3 separate regions of the Homo sapiens genome follow, and all the other regions are linked to region 3. Evidence: chromatin contacts called from ENCODE Hi-C or POLR2A ChIA-PET data. All regions are on one chromosome and are shown on one strand. Each heading gives the region's core, a stretch centred on a gene start or an enhancer-like site at or near the end of the contact. The rest is flanking DNA. Distances are from core to core; before and after follow the strand shown.

What was found. Hi-C counts contacts between places; a loop is a spot of excess contacts on that map. ChIA-PET counts read pairs that join two places held with the same protein, here RNA polymerase II (POLR2A). Pooled maps may share reads with other maps.
Region 1: a map of PC-9 shows a loop between it and region 3 (6-fold over the local background). The contact joins two enhancer-like sites. A Hi-C loop is called at or near these places in 8 of 168 maps with a recorded cell type or tissue (Caco-2, Calu3, MCF 10A and 5 more), 16 of 37 single-sample maps with no recorded cell type and 14 of 50 pooled maps. POLR2A ChIA-PET finds 5 or more read pairs at or near these places in 6 of 52 experiments (A673, GM10248, HCT116 and 3 more).
Region 2: a map of Caco-2 shows a loop between it and region 3 (5-fold over the local background). The contact joins two enhancer-like sites. A Hi-C loop is called at or near these places in 12 of 168 maps with a recorded cell type or tissue (B cell, Caco-2, Calu3 and 9 more), 19 of 37 single-sample maps with no recorded cell type and 13 of 50 pooled maps. POLR2A ChIA-PET finds 5 or more read pairs at or near these places in 8 of 52 experiments (Caco-2, HEK293T, HepG2 and 5 more).

Annotation. Positions count from the first base shown.
Region 1 is chr2:223,758,734-223,762,957 of GRCh38, reverse strand. AP1S3 (adaptor related protein complex 1 subunit sigma 3) reads left to right here. Exons shown (of 5, transcript NM_001039569.2): 5 at 4,208-4,224. Among named protein-coding and RNA genes, the nearest start is that of AP1S3, 77 kb to the left of the region's middle. RefSeq lists an enhancer at 860-1,229 and a silencer at 1,752-2,046. Within about 2 kb of position 1,962, at least 16 of the 41 ENCODE cell types and tissues checked have a DNase peak (open chromatin) inside an H3K27ac peak, as active enhancers do; they include HCT116, PC-3, PC-9 and 1 more, where a contact is called at or near this core.
Region 2 is chr2:223,852,203-223,856,000 of GRCh38, reverse strand. It overlaps LOC124907988 (a long non-coding RNA gene), which reads left to right. Exons shown (of 2, transcript XR_007088099.1): 1 at 1-223. Among named protein-coding and RNA genes, the nearest start is that of AP1S3, 17 kb to the right of the region's middle. Within about 2 kb of position 2,365, at least 2 of the 41 ENCODE cell types and tissues checked have a DNase peak (open chromatin) inside an H3K27ac peak, as active enhancers do; they include PC-3 and PC-9, where a contact is called at or near this core.
Region 3 is chr2:223,797,413-223,801,580 of GRCh38, reverse strand. All of the region lies in intron 1 of AP1S3 (adaptor related protein complex 1 subunit sigma 3), which reads left to right. Among named protein-coding and RNA genes, the nearest start is that of AP1S3, 38 kb to the left of the region's middle. RefSeq lists an enhancer at 3,460-3,509. Within about 2 kb of position 2,025, at least 5 of the 41 ENCODE cell types and tissues checked have a DNase peak (open chromatin) inside an H3K27ac peak, as active enhancers do; they include HCT116, PC-3, PC-9 and 1 more, where a contact is called at or near this core.

The sequences.
Region 1 (4,224 bases), core at 713-3,212, 39 kb after region 3:
ATAATTACTGCTTTTTTTTTTTTCCTGTCCTTTGGACCCAATCATATATTTGTAGTTACTGAAGGTTAAGGGAGGCCTTTGTGACATTGCTTTAGCTGTGAGAACAGCTGTCAATCTTCAGTAGCCCCTAAGACTTTTCTCTAGCTCCTACTTAATAACAGTTTCTTAGAATAATAACTTTTAAAAAGCTACACCTGCCTGCGGATTTAGTAAGAAGACATAGCCTCAAATCTCCAAATGCTCAAAGCTTATTCTGAGCGTGTGGTGGCTAGATGTTGATAAGAGGAAAAGAAAGGAACTGTTTACTTGGTTGGGAATACTTATTTGGGGGTAACAACAATGTGGACAATGGCACAAAGTTATTAGAAGGAAAATTAAACCCTCTGTCTGGGCGTGGTGGCTCACGTCTGTAAGCCCAACACTTTGGGAGGCCGAGGTGGGCGGATCACTTGAGGCCACGAGTTCGAGGCCAGCCTAGCCAACATGGCAAAATCCCATCCCTACTAAAAATACAAAAATTAGCCAGGTGTGGTGGTACACATCTGTAACCCCAGCTACTTGGGAGGCTGAGGCAGGAGATTTGCTTGAACCCAGAAGGCAGAGATTGCAGTGAGCCGAGATTCCACCACTGCACTCCAGCCTGGGTGACAGAGCAAGACTCCATCTCAAAAAAAAAAAAAAAAAAAAAATTGCTGGGCACAATGGCTCATGCCTATAATCCCAGCACTTTGGGCCGAGGCAGGTGGATCACGAGGTCAGGTGTTCAAGACCAGCCTGGCCAAGATGGTGAAACTCCGTCTCTACTAAAAATACAAAAATTAGCCAGGTGCAGTGGTGGGCTCCTGTAATCCCAGCTACTCAGGAGGCTGAGGCAGGAGAATCGCTTGAACCCAGGGGGCGGAGGTTGCAGTGAGCCGAGATCATGCCACTGCACTCTAGCCTGGGCGGCAGAGTGAGACTCTGTCTCAAAAAAGAAAAGAAAATGAAACTCTCAAAGGCGATAGTGGTCATTAACCACAGGACTTGCAATAGGTAGGAGCGACAAACAGTAGATATTTTACCCCAACTAACAGCCTGCCAAGAAGGGAGGCTCAAGGCCAGATGCGATGGCTCATGCCTGTATTCCCAGCACTTTGGGAGTCCCAGGCAGGAAGACTGCTTAAGTCAAGAGTTTGAGATCAGCCTAGGCAACATAGTGAGAACCTTGTCTCTACAGAAAAATGATAAAATTAGCCAGGTGTGGTGGTGTGCACCTGTAATCCCAGCTACTCAGAAGGCTGATGCGGAAGGACCGCTTGAGCCCAGGAGTTTTGAGACCAGCCTAGGCAACATAGTGAGAACCTTGTCTCTACAAAAAGTAATAAAATTAGCCAGGCATGGTGGTGTACACCTGTAATTCCAGCTACTCGGAAGGCTAAGGTGAAAGGATCACTTGAGCCCGAGAGGTCAAGGCTGCAGTGAGCGGTAATCGCACCACTGCACTTCAGCCTGGGTGACAGAGTGAGACCCTGTCTCAAAAAAAAGAAGGGGAGGGTCAGATTGTATCTCATGAGCAATAGGATTCTATGTGCCCTCGTGTGGATGCAGGCGAAACTGCTAGGTGCACCCTAACACTGTCACCCTTAAAAGCGTAAACCATGTTAACAGCTAGGCCAAACCACAATGCAGTAGGAAGTCATAACATACACTGTGCTATATGCATAAGAAACACAGCAGAGCTAGATGTATCCAGAAGAGGACCCAAGATACAGACTCCAGCTCCTGTCTTGAGAAGGTAAGAGCAACTAAGGTTCTGCCAGCTCTAAAAGTCTGCCCCAAACCTTTAAAGTGGCAAGCTCAAGAAAATGCCAACTTTTACCTTATTGGTTTACATAGCTTGAGTAACCAGCCTGGCTCGGCTCAGACAGGGCAGCCAGTGTGGTGTTTAGCAGACTGAGTCATCTGGTGATGTGAGCAGTGCCAATGACTAGAGGCCACTGAACCACAAAGACAGGAAAGTGTCAACTCCAGGCCCCTCCCGAGGCTACAGGCAGGGCCTAGCAATGCTCTCATCTGGTCATGGGTTTTTGTCCACTTTGCAAAAATAAGATATTTTAACTGCAAAAAGTACGTAGCCATACAATATAATATATGATAGAGGAGTGTCAAGCAATTAATTCGTGAAAATAACATGCAACCATTTTTTATTTTGTGATATTTGTCATCTTCAAAATTCACAATCTGTGGTCGTTTCTTTTCTCATTCTAAGTACACTTTATACCTGATTTTGTATTTGTAACTTTGTATTCCCATGTAAATGGTGTAAACTCTAGATTCCATAAAACCAGCATGGCCCAATGGCCTGTATGATCCCTCTGCTAAGTTAAAAGACCCCACGGGCAGCATCTGTAGAGGGGTAGATGGGTATGGGGCTGTCTTGGCCAATGCCCACTTAGGAGGTGAGAGCTTTGTTGAGTAAATGTGGATGACTGAATACAAATGTTTTCTGGCAGAACTCTGGAATTCTAGATAGAGTTGGTGAAAACCAGTTAGAAAACCTCTTTTGAAGGTAAGGGCAGATTTCTAGCCCTAGTATCTCCTGAGCAATCTTGCTCGGCCAGTAGCCTTGGTATCTTCAGCCCATGTCAGTCAGCGTATTTCCTGGCAGGTTCACATGAATCATATACCCTGGAGTTTAAGCTTAAGAACAAGTTGAACTTGGATTGCTAAATGAGCAGATCGTGACTCAAACGAAAGAGGCAGGTGATTTTTTGTCCTCTCGAGCTTTCTTATTGATTCAACTTGGGGCCCTGGTGTGACACAAATATATATGTTTAAAGTAGGAGAGTGTGCAAGAGAAAGCCCATCTGTCTTGCATGGTATAGAACCTGGAACATCACTGTTAACTTTGAACTCTACCTGTAATTGTGAGTCTGTTCAAACATTTTTTTTTAAATGCTGAAAAAAAATATTATGGCTTTGGGGCATGTTAGCAAACTTAGTAACTGATGGACAGTATGAAAAGAATGAGATCATGTCCTTTGCAGGGACGTGGATGGAGCTGGAGGCCATCATTCTGAGCAAACTAGTGCAGGGACAGAAAACCAAATGCCACATGTTCTCACTTAAAAGTGGGAGCTAAATGATGAGAACACACGGACACATAGAAGGGAACAACACACACTGGAGCCTTTCAGAGGGTGGAGGGTGGGAGGAGGGAGAGGATCAGGAAAAATGACTCATGGGTCCTAGGCTTAATACCTGGATGATGAAATCATCTGTATAACAAATCCCCATGATACACGTTTACCTCTATAACAAACCTGCACATGTATCTCTGAACTTAAAAGTTAAAAAGAAACATAATTTGTATACTTTGGGAGGAAGCCTTTGAAAACATATGGCAGAAACTATACATTTTTTCCTGTGAACCTTGTAGAGAAGTAAAGAAATTCTTAAGAATTTTGGTCTGTTTATCTTTTTTGTCTTGACAATATGTATAATAAAGATGCTCTGCACAATATAGGTAACGATACATATGTTATACAGACGTAATTCAGAATTCTCTAATACACGTACCTGGATGTGGTCCTCCTGATCATTTTAGCAAACGTGTTTATCTTAAGTCAACAGTGATATCTTGGCAACTTTGCTTTAGCATTTCAATCTCTCTCTCTCTCTCTTTTTTTTTTTTGTTTTTGAGACGGAGTCTCACTCTGTCACCCAGGCTGGAGTGCAGTGGTGCAATCTTGGCTCACTTCAACCTCCGCCTCCCGGTTCAAGCAATTCTCCTGCCTCAGCTTCCCGAGTAGCTGGGAATACAGGTGCATGCCACCACACTCGGGTAATTTTTGTATTTTTCATCGAGATGGGGTTTTGTCATGTTGGCCAGGCTGGCCTCAGGTGATCTGCCCACCTCAGCCTCCCAAAGTGCTGGTATTACAGGCGTGAGCACCACACTGGCCAAGCATTTCTCTTATCAGACATTCACTTTATGATCAAGCTTAACTTTTTCTCAGTTGAAAGTTACTTAATTCCAGCCCCATATGGATGTGTATACAAATTATACTCAAACTTTGATTAGAATGCAAAGATTTTATATCCATGTATCCTTTTGACAACTTGTTTTCAACAATGGCAAATAAATAAAAGAATGCAGAAGATTTCACAGTCTGCGGAAGGCTGTGACTTAAAGGGAAAATTGTTCTAATTTATTGTTCGCTTTCAGACAATGGAAGAATACAT
Region 2 (3,798 bases), core at 1,116-3,615, 54 kb before region 3:
GTGGCATAATATCATAAGGACAGAAATTAGAAAGTAAAGTACTTGATTGCCTAATTTTTTTTTTTACTATTATTTTTTAAACAGAGATGGGGTCTTGCCAGGTCTTGGCCAGGCTGGTCTTGAACTCCCGGACTCAAGCAACTCTCCTGACTTGGCCTCCCAAAGTGTTGGAATTACAGGCATGAGCCACTGCAGTAGCCCTGATTGTTTTAAATAGAAGAAGGTAAAGTATTTTCTCACATAAATTTCTGAATGTGGGAGGCAGCCTACTGACATTGCTTCACGTAACAATCTCCACTTTACAGATCCACCAAATACCAGTATGCTTTTATATTCCTTACCCTGCAGAATCCTATGCATGTGACCGCACAGAGCCTGCTTCTGTGTGCGATGACTGTTCTGCTTGTTTGTTGAGTTTCATGTGAAATTCGAGTGGGGCTCACACTGCTGGTGATATTCCAAGGCATCTCACTCAGCTCTCATCATTGCTTTTATTTATTTATTTATTTGAGACAGAGTCTTTCTCTCTCGCCCTGGTTGGACTGCAATGGTGCAATCTCAGCTCATTGCAACCTCTACCTCCTAGATTCAAATGATACTCGAGCCTCAGCCTCCTGAGTGCTGGGATTACAGGTGCCCACCACCACACCCGGCTAATTTCTTTGTATTTTTAGTAGAGACAGGGTTTCACCATGTTGGCCAGGCTGGTCTCAAACTCCTGGCCTCAAGTGATCCACCCACCTCAGCCTCTCAAAGTGTTGGGATTACAGGCATGAGCCACCATGCCCGGCCCACCATTGCTTTTAAACATGCTCATAAGACTGCACCATCTTCACCTGCTTTGGCAAAAGGTATTTTGAGCAGTGTGTATGCAAGGCAGCTTTTTCATGCTGAATTTTATAATTTTAATTAACAATAGTTAACATTTACCACTAGTGTTACCAGAAAGGGGTCCCTATCCAGACCCCAAGAGCAGATTCTTGAACCTTGCGTGGGAAAGAATTCAGGGCAAGTCCATAGAGTAAAAGTGAAAGCAAGTTAATTCGAGAAGTAGAGAAACAAAAGAATGACTGCTTCATAGACAGAGCAGCAGTATGGGCTGCTTAACTGAGTATACTTATAGTTATTTCTTGATTATGTGCTAAACAAGGGGTGGATTATTCATGAGTTTTCTGGGGAAAGGGCAGAGATTTCCCAGAACTGAGGGAACAGACTATATAGGGTAACTTCTATATAGGGTTTTTTAGAGTATATAGCCTATAGTTTTTTAGACTATATATAGGATAACTTCTATATAGGGTAACTTTACAAATGCCATGGTACTTGTAAACTGTCATAGCACTGGTGGGAGTTTTTTAGCATGTTAATGTAATTGGGATGTAATGAGCAGTAAGGATGACAAGAGGTCACTTTCATCACCATCTTGGTTTGGGTTGGTGTTGGCCAGCTTCCTTACTGCATCCTGTTTAATCAGCAGGGTCTTTGTGACCTGTATCACATGCCAACCTCCTATCTTATCCTGAGACTAAGAATGTCTAACCTTCTGGGAATGCAGCCCAGGAGGTCTCAGCCTTATTTTCCCAGCCCCTATTCAAGATGGAGTCACTTGGGTTCAAACATCTCTGATGGATGGGCATGGTGGCTCACGCCTGTAATCCCAGCATTTTGGGAGGCCAAGGCAGGCGGATCACCTGAGGTCAGGAGTTCGAGACCAGACTGGCCAACATGGCGAAACCCCGTCTCTACTAAAAATAAAAAAATTAGCAGAGCATGGTGCCATGTGCCTGTAATCCCAGCTATTCAAGAGGCTTAGGCAGGAGAACCAGTTGAACTCAGGAGGCAGAGGTTGCAGTGAGCCCAGATTATGCCACTGCACTCCAGCCTGGGCAACAGAGTGAGACTCTGTCTTAAAAAACAAACAAACAAAAAACAACAAAAAAACACCTCTGATACTAGTAGTAATAATAGCTATACTTACTGAGTACTGACTAATCCTACCAGCATCTTTAGGAGACATAGGAATTATTATCTTCATTTTACAGATTAGGAAACTGAGGCACAATGAAGTGAAGTATCTTGCCCAAAGTCACTTGACTGGTAGGAGAAGAAGCTGGACCAGTGCTCAAGGCTTCTGGCTGCAGATGCTTCTCTCCTTCTGTAAGACAATCCAGGACTCAGCACAGGACTATGAATCCACAATACCCTGGGTAGGGCTTAGCTCTCAAACGTTTCCCTTTCCAACTCACTTGAGGGCTAGGTAACTGATTGTTCTCCATCCTTCCCAACCCTCCAAGCCCCCAACTATTCTATGGATTTTGAATCACTGTCCTTGAGGTTTGTTCGGTCCCTTGCCCAATATATATATTTACCTAGTGACTTCACTTATGCTGAACCTACACATGGTCATAGGATTACACAGGGAGTTCACCTAAAAGCTACAAAACCAAAGATTACTCATCAGGAGCACCAGGGCTAACTAACGATTCTCTGGCTGATGTTGACATTTAACACCAACTATGGAGTTCAGTATGTTGGATAGGGGGTTGGCAATGTGTGATACCATTAAGCTTCAGACCAAACAAAGACCTTTCATATATGAAGCTCTGTTCTACACAGCTCTAAACATGGCCCCAAACATCACTTTGTTGTATTGAGCAATTGCCTATACCTTCTCCTGGAGTTCTAGGCCACTGGATATGTCAGATAGCCGTAAGCACCTTTTTTCTTTTTCTTTTCTTTCTTTTCTTTTTCTTTTTTTTTTTTTTGAGATGGAGTCTCACTCTGTCACCCAGGCTAGAGTGCAGTGGCACGATCTCAGCTCACTGCAACTTCCACCTCCTGAGTTCAAGCAATTCTCATGCCCCAGCCTCCTGAGTAGCTGGAACTAGAGGCGCATGCCAACACTCCTGGCTAATTTTTGTATTTTTTGGTAGAGACAGGGTTTCACCATGTTGGGCTGGGCAGGCTGGTCTCAAACTCCTGACCTCAAGTGATCCACCTGCCTTGGCCTCCCAAAGTGCTGGGATTACAGGCGTGAGCCACTGGGCTTGGCCTGAGCACTTTTTATAGTGTAGCAATTATTTGAGCATTCAGATTTCTAAAGTAGGATGCATGTGGATGGTGAGTAAATGGTAGCAGAACTCAGATAAGAGTGGGATGCAGCAGTCAGGAATGACACCCATTCTTTTAAACCAAGACCCTGAGTGGGGAAGGCAAGTCAACCAACACTGACTGTAGGATCAACTCAAAAGCTGGTCTTTACATGGGAACACATTCTGGTTACTCTAATGGCTTTAAGTCTTAGCAACCATTACTCCGACATATACTGCGTTTTTGACTGTGACTATAACTGCCAGCCCATATCTAAGGTGCATTTGCATACCATACCTTTTCCTTTTTGATGTAGCCGTGATAACCATCAGCATGCTTTGCTCAAGTACTTCATATTCAGTAGGACTTACCAGATAAGAAACTCAGGAGCTGCTCCTCTCTGAGCCAATGAGAAACTCAGTTGCTGCTCCTCCCAGGGGCACTTATCTTTAGTTGAGTTAGCCTTTAATCAGATTGCCATTATAACTGGGCTCTGTTCTGAAAGAAAGACCTGATAAATCTTGTTTGATGATGCCAAGTAAGTCATGTCTATTTGCAGATTTCAAAGATTATTGCTAAGAATTCAGGCTGGGTGCAGTGGCTCATGCCTGTAATCCCAGCACTTTGGGAGTCCAAGATGGGCAAATTACTCTAGCCCAGGAATTGAGACCAGCCTGGACAACATGGTGAAACGCATCTCTACAAAAA
Region 3 (4,168 bases), core at 776-3,275:
CCCAGCTACACGGGAGGCTGAGGCACGAGAATTGCTTGATCCCAGCAGGTGGAGATTGCAGCGCCACTGCACTCCAGCCTGGACAATAGAGTGAGGCACTGTCTCAAAAAAAGAAAAAAGAGAGCTACCTTCTCATTATATGGGTGGTTCAATATCATAGTGACTTTAAAAGTGGGCAAGGCCAGTCTAACTGGTGCCAGCGTATATCTCTTTGCTTTCTGCTCAAGGAGGCAATGTTGCATTGCTGTTAAGAGAATGGGCTCTGGAATCAAAGCCCAGCTCTGAAACCTTCTAGCTCGTCGATCTGGAACAAGGTACTTAACTTTTTTAAGCCCTAGAGTCCTTATCAAGTGGGAATAATAATAGTATCTACTTCTCATGGTTATGAGGAAGATTAAATGAAGTACTGTGTGTAATGTGCTTCTTCCATGGTGTCTGACGCATGCCCTACATATGTCAACCATCGACTGTTATACATAGGTCTCTGGTATTAGCAAAAGACTTCTCTGGTTATAATTATTTGCATAACTGGAAAAAATGAACAGTAGGGGTTTTAGCTTTGGTGGATGAGAAAAAGTGTCAGATGCTAAGTGCAAATAGCCTTGGGCTGGGAATGTGGAGATCATCTTAATTCTGCCTCAAACTGTACCACTGAAGGTATAATCACCAGGTCTCTGGGCCTTGATTTCTTCAGTTTTCTTTCTTCCCTATTTGTATACTTTTATTTCCCTTTCTTGTCCTATTGCATTAGCTAGGACTAGTATGATATTGAAAAGCAGTAATGAGAGAGTTCATCCCTGCCTTGTTCCTGACCTGAAAGGGAAAGCTTCTAGTATATCATCATTAAGTATAATGTTAATTGTAGTTTTTTGTAAATGTTCTTTATCAAGTTGGGGGCATTCCTCTCTCTTCCTAGTTTGCTAAGAAGTTTTATCATGAATTGATGTTCAGTTTTCTCAAATGCTTTTTCTGTATCTGTTGATATAATCATGTGATTTTTCTTTTTTAGCCTGTTGGTGTGATAAATTATATTAATTGATTTTTTTTTTAAAGAGACAGGGTCTTGCTCTGTCACCAGACTGAAGTGCAGTGGCCTGATCATAGCTCATTGCAGCCTTGAACTCAGGCTTAAGTGACCCTCCCACCTCAGCCTCCTGAGTATGTAGTACTACAAGTGTGCGTCACCATGCCTGGCTATTTATTTATTTTCTGTAAGGATGGGTTCTCGATATGTTGCTCAGGCTGGTCTCAAACTCCTGACCTCAAGTGATCCTTTTGCCTCAGCCTCCTGAAGCTCTGGGATTACAGATATGAGCCATCATACTTGGACTACATTGATTGATTTTTTTTCTTTTTTTTTTTTTTTTAGACGCAATCTCGCTTTGTTGCCCAGGCTGGAGTGCAGTGGTACGATCTCAGCTCACTGCAGCCTCCGCCTCCTGGGTTGAAGCAATTCATTTGTCTCAGCATCCCGAGTAGCTGGGATTAGAGGTGTGTGCCACCATGCCTGGCTAATTTTCGTATTTATAGTAGAGATGGGGTTTTGCCACATTGATCAGGCTGGTCTCGAACTCCTGACCTCAAGTGATCCGCCCTCCTTGCCCCACTTCGGGAAGTGCTGGGATTACAGGTGTGAGCCACCACACCTGGCCATACATTAATTGATTTTTGAATGCTGATCTGGCTTTGCATTCTGGGATAAATCCCACTTGCTTGTAGTGTGTAATTCTATTTATATATTATTGGATTTGAATTGCTAATATTTTGTTGAAGATTTTTTTCACCTAGGTTCATGAGAAGATTTCTTCAGTTTTAGGATGAGAAGTGTTGTACCTAATCAGCTTTATTGTCCTTTCTAATGCTAGAATTTTGTGAGTCTAGGAATGAGTTATTATTTCATTTTAAATACCTCACTGTGGTAGCTACTAAATAAATATTTGCTAAGTTGAATGGAATCTGCTGACTTTATCTTTGGAATGTAGATGATCTGGTTTTATAATATGGAATTGTAATGAGATAGAAAACAACAGTGATGATTTTTGAGATTAAAAATAAAAGGCATAAAATTCAAAGCCAGAGATATATGGTGGATTGCTTTGCTAAGCTGCCATAAGGAAGTACCATGAGCTGGGTGGCCTAAACACTGACATTTATCATCTCATAGTTCTGGAGGCTAGAAGCCTGGCAAGAATGGTTTCTTCTAGGAACTCTCAAGAGAGAATGGGTTGCTTGCCTTTCTCCTGGCTTGCGGTGGTTTAAGGGCAGTCTTTGGTGCACCTTTGCTTCAGTTGCATTACCCCAATCTCTGCCTTCACCTTCATGTGGTGTTTGTGTGTGTGTGTGTGTGTGTGTGTGTGTGTGTGTGTGTGTGTCTAGGCCCGAATTTCCCTTTTATATGAGTCCACCAGTGACAATGAACTAGGGGCCCACCCTACTCTAGTATGACCTCATCTTAACAAGTTACATCTGCAATGTCTATTTCTTATCTCCCTCTCTCTCTTTTTATTTTGAAATGGAGTTTCACTCTTGTTGCCCAGGCTGGAGTGCAGTGGCGCAATCTCGCTCCATGCAACCTCCGCCTCCTGGGTTCAAGTGATTCTCCTGTCTCAGCCTCCTGAGTAGGTGAGATTACAGGTACCAGCTACCACACCCAGCTAATTTTTGTATTTTTAGTAGAGATGGGGCTGCACCACGTTGGCCAGGCTGGTCTCAAACTCCGGACCTCAGGTGATCTGCCCACCTTGGCCTCCCAAAGTGCTAGGATTATAGGCATGAGCCACTGCACCCAGCTGCAACATCTATGTCCAAATAAAGTTGAATTCTGAAGTACTGGGGGGTTAGGACTGTAACATATGAATTTAGGGGACACAATTCAATTCATAGCAAGTGGATTATTCTGTCCTTTCAGTGTAACTACCTGTCTATCCTTCCTTCCTTCTTTTCTTCCATTAAATTTTACTGTGCCATACAGGTGGATGGATAACAGACAGACAATTTTATGAGGAATTGTCTTTATAGAGAGAATGTTCACATTTCACGTAAGTGGCTACTTAATAATTCATAGCAGTTAACCTTTTATTCTGCAGGTTACTTGTAGCTGGCATGGACTTAATACATGTCAACAGTTTGTTTCTGTGTTATTCCATTTTTTTCCCCTTATTGTTGTTCCTCTTATCCTGTTCTTCCTAGCTCTGTTCTGCCCCCTCAGATCCACTTAATTTGCCTTTCCCTGAACATTTCACAGTAGCTAGTTCTGCCACCAGATGGTGTGCAAGGATTAGGAAAATAATTGAAATATGTTGGCCAGTGTCTTTTCAACATTTTATTTCAGGAAAAAGGCTGACATGACAGGCCTACCTGAGATTCTGAGATTGACAGCAGGCCAAAAATGACATTCTGAGATTGTGGAGATTTAAATTTTTTATGTAAATTTTCCTCTCATTTATCATGGAAACCTGAGCTGGCAATCTTGAGGGGAAAAAAAACCTATGACATTTGATGTATATATGTAAATGAGAGACTTTGACCTCAGAATAGATTTGACAGTAATATTCGGCTGAGATATAGAAGCGAGGTTCTTGGGTCAGAGGACCACTTCCTCAAATAGGTAGTCTCAGAAGCCACAGAAAGGAGAAATCTCTTGAGCCAAGCAAAGCTGTAGAGTGTTAGTGCGATGAGGGACTCCAGCTATCATCTGATTCAGCAGCCTCAAATGAGGCCTGCAGCCAAACAGAGCTTGCAGACCACATCCACACACAGTGTGCTTTGTTTAGCTTGAACAAGGTTTTATTTTATTTTATTTTATTTATTTTTTTGAGACGGAGTTTTGCTCTTTGGCCCAGGCTGGAGTGAAGAGGTACGATCTCAGCTCACTGCAACCCCTGCCCCCCGGGTTCAAGTGATTCTTCTGCCTCAGCCTCCCAGGTAGTTGAGATTGTAGGCACCTGCCTATAACCATGGCCGGCTAATTTTTGTATTTTTAGTAGAAACGGGGTTGTGCCATGTTGGCCAGGCTGGTCTCGAACTCCTGATCTCAGGTGACCCACCTGCCTCAGCCTCCCAAAGTGCTGGGATTACAGGCGTGAGCTGTGTCAGCCTGAACAAGGTTTTATTATTATTAATTGACAACGTTAAGACAACTCCAATATTTCACCTAATCATCCAGATT